Regions from separate parts of the Homo sapiens genome. Here region 2 is linked to region 1. The links are chromatin loops, found by intact Hi-C in ENCODE. Cell type or tissue: adrenal gland. All regions are shown on one strand. Region 1 overlaps LOC105372047 (a long non-coding RNA gene). Region 2 has its middle 16 kb from the start of MIR302F.

The links. Hi-C counts contacts between places; a loop is a spot of excess contacts. Peaks named below come from ENCODE experiments on the same cell type or tissue, not always from the same donor. Only the 100,000 strongest peaks of a DNase experiment are listed, where the experiment ranks them.
Region 2: a loop joins it to region 1, with 5 times the contacts of the local background. A loop is called at or near these places in 3 of 110 quality-filtered maps.

What each region holds. Positions count from the first base shown.
Region 1 is chr18:30,373,443-30,377,442 of GRCh38, forward strand. The region is part of intron 1 of LOC105372047 (a long non-coding RNA gene); the gene reads right to left. Among named protein-coding and RNA genes, the nearest start is that of MIR302F, 77 kb to the left of the region's middle. In adrenal gland, no CTCF peak of the experiment used is centred here; no DNase peak of the experiment used is centred here.
Region 2 is chr18:30,313,036-30,317,035 of GRCh38, forward strand. No RefSeq gene overlaps it. Among named protein-coding and RNA genes, the nearest start is that of MIR302F, 16 kb to the left of the region's middle. In adrenal gland, no CTCF peak of the experiment used is centred here; no DNase peak of the experiment used is centred here.

The DNA of each region.
Region 1 (4,000 bases):
TATATCCTTTTTAATTGCTTTCAACAATATATTGTTGTTTTCAGAGTATAAGTTTTGTACCTGTCTTGTGAATTTTATTCCTAAGTGTTTATTATTTTTGGTGCAATTGTAAGTGGAAAAAGTTTTTCTTATTTCATTTTTAGATTCTTCATTGAAAACGCATAGGAAAATAATTGATTACTATAAATTAAACATATCCTTCACTAATTCTGAACTTGTTTATTTTATTTTTTATTTTTAATTTTTTTTTTGAGATGGAGTCTTGCTCTGTCGCCCAGGCTGGAGTGCAGTGGCACAATCTCGGCTTACTGCAACCTCTGCCTCCTGGGTTCAAGCAATTATCCTGTCTCAGCCTCCCAAGTAGCTGGGATTACAGGCATGTGCCACCACACCCGGCTATTTTTTTGTATTTTTAGTTGAGACGGGGTTTCACCATGTTGGCCAGGGTGGTCTCAAACTCCTGATCATATGATCTACCCACCTTGGCCTCCAAAAGTGTTGGGATTACAGGCATGAGCCACCATACCCAGCCTGAACTTAATAGCTTTGATTTTTTAGTGGATTAAGATTTTCCATACATAAATTCATGTAGTCTGTAAATACAGATATTTTTACTTTTTAATTTCCAGTCCTGATAGCTTGTATTTCATTTGCTTGCCTAATTGTTCTGGCTAGAACCTAAGTATAGAATAGATGTGGTGAAAATATTCTTTTCTTATTCCTAATCTTAGGGGATATTAGAGTAAAACTAGCCTAATAGAATGAGTTGAGAAGCACTATCTTCTATTTTGTGGAAGACCATATGAAGAATTGCTATTAATTTTTGTTAAATGTTGGTAGAATCCACCAGTGAGATCATGAATGCCTGAGGAGTTTTTGTTTGTTTTCTACTAATTCAATCTCCTTACTGGATTTTCCATTTCTTCTTTAGTCAGTTTTAGTAGTTTTTGTCTTTACAGGAGTTTGTTCATTTTGGCTAAGTTGACTAATGTATTGGCACATAATTGTCATAGCATTACTTTATAATCTTTTTTAAACCTTTTCTGTAGGGCTGGTAGTGATGTCCTATCTTTCATTTCTAATTTTAGTAATTTGAATCCTTCTTTTTGTATTTTTTTGCTCAGTCTAGCTAAAGCTTTGTCGATTTTGTTGATCTTTACAAAGAATCTATTTTTGGTTTCATTTATATCTCTAATATTTTTCTATTTTACTAATTTTTGCCATATTTTAAGTTTTTTCTTTCTGTATTATGTTGGAATTCATTTGATCTCTTTTCTCACTGTCTTAAGGTGAAAAGATATTAATTTGAAATGTATATTTTTAATATAGTTATTTATAGACCTAAATTTTCCTCTAAGCATTGCTCTATTGTTATAAGTTTTACTATATTGTGCATTTATTCCCTTTTATCTCATTTTTTTCTAACTACTTGCATATTATTTCCTTTGATCTATTTTTCATTTAGGATTTTTTAACATTTCTACATATTTTTAAGTGTTCCAAAATTATTTCTGTTATTGCTTTCTGATTTCATTACATGTTAGTTAGAGAACAGACTATGTGATGTTTACGTATTTTAAACTTTCTGAGACTGTAGTATAGTATATAGTCTATCTAGGAGAATGTTTCATGTAATCTTGAGAAGATGTCTAGTCTGCTGTTGTTAGGTAGACTGTTCTATAGATACCTGTTGGGTCTAAATTGGTCTATAGTACTGTCCAAATCTTTTTTCCCTCCTTGTTCTTCTGTCTAATCATTCCACAAATATATGAGGTCTTCAGTCTTCTAACTATCATTATTGAATTATACAGTTTTCCTCTTACTTCTCCAAGTTTTGCTTCATGGATTTGGTCCTTACTTGTTGGATGCATATGTTTAAGCTTGTCATATTTTCCTGATGGGCTGACACTTTTATTATTATAAAATGTCCCTCTTTACTTCCAGTAACATTCTTTGTTCTAAAGTCTATTTTGTCTGATATGAGTATAACCACTTCAGTCTTATATTTTCTCTGTGACAACTTTTTTCTATCCTTTTAATTTTAATCTATTTATATATTTGAATCTAAAATATGTCTCCTGTAGAAAAATATATAACTGGGTTTTGTTTTTATATCCAGTCTAAAAATGCATACGTTTTTAATGGACTACTTAATCTATTCATATTTATTATTATTATTAACATAGTGGAGTCAGCACCTGCCATATTACATGGGTATTATTTATGTCTCATTTTTATTTGTTCTTCTATAACTTTTACACTGTTTCTTGTGAATTGTCACTGTTAATCTTATTGGTGTTTTAAGTAATGAGTCACTTTTATCTTAAGGCTCTCAAGATTTGTCTTTGGTTTTACACATTTTCACTATGGTATGTCTTTGTGTACATCTATTTATGTTATCCAGCGTGGAGTGTGATAAGACTCTTGGATGTGTAGATTAATGTTTTTTATTATATATGAGAAGTTTTCAGCCATTGTTTTTTCAAAAATCTTTTTGCTTCTTTATCTCTTTCCCATCTTTCTGTACTCCAGTTATGCATTTCTTTATGCACTTAAACTTGTCCCACATTTCTCTTAGGCACTGTTCATTTTTCTTCATCGTTTTTATTTTCTATTCTTTTGATTGCATGATCTCTATAAATGTTCAATTTACTAATATGTCCTCTTTCAATTCAGCTCCTCTAGTGTATTTTTTATTTCACTTGTTATACATTTAAACTTCAGAAATTCAATTTGATTCTTTTCAATAACTCCTATTGTTTAATGCTTTCCTGATGTGACATTGTCATCATAGTTTTGTCTTTTAGAATATTTTATTTTAGTATTTTGAGCATATTTAGTATTTAGTCACTCTCATAAGCAGCTTCCTTTACCTTTTATTTTTTTTCCTTATGTATAGGTCATATTTTTCTGTTTCTTTGCATTTCTTACAAATTTTTGTTGAAAACTAGAAATTTTAGATAATATAGTGTAGTAATTCCAGGTACTTCCTCCACCCTAAGCTTGTTATTGTTATGTGCATGTTTATATGTTTCGTGAAAGGCTAGATTATTTTAGTTAAGTCTATTTCTCCTCAGTGTGAAGACTCTGACGAATAGGACTCTACCTCTTTCCTTGACAACACATACAATTAAGCTCCATTAATTGCTGGCCCATTTAATTTTTTTTTCAAGTGTGCCCTCAGGCACAATTTACTCCACAGCCTGCTCTAATTAAATGTGGGCTCCTTTGTATAGATAGCATTTGAGATTTGAGTTTCCGGTTTGCTTTGACACCAGGAGGGCGCTCTTGAGCTGTCTCTTTCCTGATTCACTTAGGTAAACTAGCTGCCCGTGGTTTGGTATATCACAATAAAACTACCAGTCTCCTCTCATTTCTTTCCACCAAATTCTCTATTGTTATTGACAGTTGCCTTAATCTTGAACTTACTCCACACTGTATAATGAAGTGAATTTCTTTGAGAAGGGCTTCAGAGATCTTTGTTTTATTATATCTCTTTCCATTTGCACACACGAAGAAATCTGAATCAAGAGTCTGCAGCGGGGGCAGAGATAATAGCATGCTTCTCTCCGAGTGACACCCTTGTCATAGGAGTGACTGCTGAGACGGGTTCTGTAGCCTCTAGCCTTCTCAACTTGCCTCTCCCAGGATAGAACCTTCACACTACAAATGTGTCAGGATGATGGCAGTGAGTCTCTAGTATTAGTGCACTACACCAGAAATACAGCCCTCACTCCATCAGAGCGCAGAGCAATCCAATCCTTAATAAAGAAGTGAGGTAGGGAAGATTAGGCGTACGAATCCCAGCTAAAGAAGTTCAGTGAAGATAGAGTCTTGGAGCCAAAACTGGTTGTCAGAGAAGTTCCACGTCCCCTGATAAGGAGTCTGTCTTAGCATCCTGGGCATTCTAAGTCATTGACTAGGATTATGCCACGGGAAGCATGTTAGGTAAAATTAAAAGATTGTTTTCAGAGGGCAGTAACTGAGGTCCTTAGCATTA
Region 2 (4,000 bases), 60 kb before region 1:
ACCACACCCGGCTAATTTTCATATTTTTAGTAGAGACAGGGTTTCACCATATTGGTCAGGCTAGACTGGAACTCCTGACCTTATGTGATCCACCCACCTCAGCCTCCCAAAGTGCTGGGATTACAGGCTGAGCCACCGCATCCGGCCGAGTTTAATTCTTAACTCCCTTTGCAGTGTGTGACCTAGGGCAGATTCTTTAATCACTTTTGTCTGTAGTTTCCTCATCTGTAAAATATGAATACTGGCTGTAAAACCCTTAAGGAGTTGGTCTCTAACCTCAATGAGATAACCCACATCAAGTATATAAAGCACTTTGTACGATATTTGGAGATCGAACATAGTAAGTGTTTATTTAATAAGCTAACATGAGGAGTCTGAATTTGAAATATTCATTTCAGAAGCTTAGCATATAAATTGCAATCATAAGCATGAAGTTGGATAAAATGATCTAGGGAAAATGCATAGTATGAGAAGTAAAGGTTATTTTCCCCTTCATGGGTATTGTTTTCTTTTTTGTTCTTTCTTTTTTCAAAAAAATTGGTTTTTGCTTAATTCAGAAGTGAGTCAGTAAGACATTTAAAAGAATAGTTTTATGAATGTATATTGTGACTAACTTCCCCCAAATATTTGATACATTTAATTCACATCAAATATAATTTAAATCTTGGCCAAAAAACAGTTGAAATGTAAGTACATTTTGAACAATAAGAAAATTAGGAGTTACTGCATTATCAGGTGTTACTATAAAATGTAAAGTTTCAAAGAAATGAATTGATACTTACTTACAAAAGAATAGGCAGACCTATCAAAAGAAAGCCAGATATTCAGACCCTTTAATCAATGAGAAAGATGGTGCTAGGAAAATGAGTCAAACATTTGAATCAAAATCAAGTCCTTATAGCTATTTAAATACACATGTACACATACACTACTAACTTCTAGATGAGTTAAATAATATTTTAAGAATAAATAATAAAAGAATTAGAAGATGATACCAGTAGTCACCGTCTGTGTTGGCTTTGAGAGATCTCTTTTAATGAGAGATATTTCAAAGGAACTAACTATAAAGAAAGAGATTAGTAAGTATGACAACTTAAACATTTTAGAAACACCAATGACAAAATTGAAGTAGAAATATTATAAATGGATGACAGTATGTCAGTTTTATATATATATATATAACCTGTAACAGGCAATCAAAAATTTATGTACACAAATAACACAAACAGGCAATTTATGGAATAAAAACACTTTAGAAAAAATAGTAGAAAAAATGAAAACTTCATCAATATAATTTATTTCTCTTTGGCCAGAATATATGGTTTTTTAAAAGATGACCACATATATCCTTGTCAAAGGGTAGTGACAGTTGCACACTGCTACCCCAAAATGGTAAAAGACTTGATAGTCTTTGAGGGTCATTTGTGACACATTGTGTGAATTTTTAAAATGTCCTTCCAGCAATTAACATTTAAGAAATTCTCTTAAACAAATAATGCTTTATTCATATTCAAGTAATTATTTCACTCTAGTACGTTTGTGCGTGCATCCAATAGCAGGATTTGGTTATAGGTTTTATAGGGTAGGCTGTAGGTTATAGGTTAAGCTTTAGGTTTTTTTTGTTTGGTTTTTTTTTTTTTTTTTTTTTTTTTTTGAGACGGAGTCTCGCTCTGTCACCCAGGCTGGAGTGCAGTGGCGCGATCTCGGCTCACTACAAGCTCTGCCTCCCGCGTTCACGCTATTCTCCTACCTCAGCCTCCCGAGTAGCTGGGACTACAGGCGCCCGCCACCACGCCCGGCTAATGTTTTGCATTTTTAGTAGAGACAGGGTTTCACCGTGTTAGCCAGGATGGTCTGGATCTCCCGACCTCATGATCCACCCGCCTCGGCCTCCCAAAGTGCTGGGATTACAGGCGTGAGCCTCCGCGCCCGGCCAAGCTGTAGGTTTTATAAAGTATAATGGATGTCTAAATTGTCATTGTAATAATAAATTACCAGCCTAAATAAAGTTTTAGAAAAATTTAATAGCATTGAAAAATATTTATAATTGCTTAATGACAAAAGCAGTTGACAATATATTGTATATACTATTATGTTAATTTATAATGCATATTTTGAAAATGTGTGTATAAATTACACTTGTAGCTATTTCTTTATTTATAATTGTAAAAACTGCAGATATATATAGTTTTATATATATACACAAATGCATGTATGTATGTCTATGATGTATATATACACATTTTTCTATTATGATTTTCTTTGGGCAGTTAGATTATGGGTATAAAAAACTTATTTTTCTATTTTTTCAGAAAACCCATTCTTTCGGTAATCATGAAAATATAATAAAAACTTTAGACAAAAACCATACTTTAAAATCCTTTAACAGTTGTTATTTCTTGGCCACAGCCACTCTTCCAGAATTACATAGAAATTTAACACCTACTGGCCACGCACAGTGGCTCACATCTGTAATCCCAGCACTTTGCAAGGCCAAGGTGGGAGGATAGGTTGAGGCCACGCATTTGAAAGCAGCTTGGGCAGCATAGTGAGACTCTGTTTTTTTAAAAAATAATAAAGAAATATTAGCCCGGCATGGTGGTGACTGCCTGTAGTACCAGCTACTTGGTAGGCCAAGAAGGGAGGATCCATTGATTCCAGGACTTTGAGGCTGCAATGAGCTACGATCATGCTGCTACACTCCAGCCAGGATTACATAAAAAGATCCTGGATCAGGTTTTAAGTTTTGTTTATTGAGTAAAATCTGGATTATTAGAGACGGAAAAATTGATGTCAGTCCGATAATTATCTATAGGTTTTATATACATATTATATATATATATATATGATGAGAGGACATGTAAGGAGGAAAAAGATGATGGGGAAGGGTGATCTAGGAGAGCATTTTAGTGAGTTTGGCATGGAGTGAGATTTCTTGGGTCAACCATGTTGTTAATATTTTCAGTAAGAAAGATTGATGAAGAATGTTCTAAAAAAGGCTTTTAGAATGTACGTGAATACTACTCTTCTTTGGGATTTGACGGGAGTTCTAAGGAAGGTTAATAATTAGTTGGCTATTTAAATCATGTTTTAAAAATACAATCCTGGCTTTAGATAAGACTAGAAGAAAAATGAACACTGAACATTTTAGAAGTCTGGGGCATACTGTTGGCTGATGCTCCATACCTATTTTCCTTTCTTTCTTACAAAATTCTGCTATGGATCTAGTTAGTGTCCCACTCATCTGCTCCCCACCCAACCACCCCCAGCAAAATTGGGTGCATCTGAGGAAATTAACTTTACTGCCAGCTCTGCCAGCTCCATAGATGGAACCAATTGATTTAAAGATAAGCTCATTCCCAAGTGAATGACTTAGAAATGGATACGTAACCCATTCTCAGCCTAAAAGGTATCAATGAAAATGTACTGGATTTTCACGGAGAAAGTTTTATAGCTGCTAATAGAGACCAATGTAAAAAGTTGTGGTTCTTTCCTCTTCCTCTTTATTGTCAAGTCTTGTGAATTCTGAAATAAAGGTACTCATATGGCTACAAATCTGGGGATGAAGAGAGCACAGTAAATAACAGACAAGTAATTGAAAAGAATCAGGGATGTGGAGCACTCTCCTGGGTGCTCAATAACCAGCTTTAACATCAGTGGTACCTCTGCATTTCCTAAATATTTCTTTATTGTTAAATCAATATGAATGAAAGATTCTATTACTTGTAGCCAGAAGCTTCCTACTTGAATATAGTTTACATTTTGGAGGCTATAATTTGATGTCTTGAAGCTAAATTGCCACTGTTAGAATTAAAATCTAAAGGAATGTAATTTTACTGGACATGGTAAAATTTGGACTATTATTCAGCAACAATTCATTTTGCCCACCTCTCACCATAGAAGGGCTTGTTTGTTTGTTGTTGTTGTTGTGTGTGTGTGTGTGTTTAAGCTCATTGACTTGTTCTGCCACATAAGTGCTTGTTAAAGTCAAGGCCCCAGG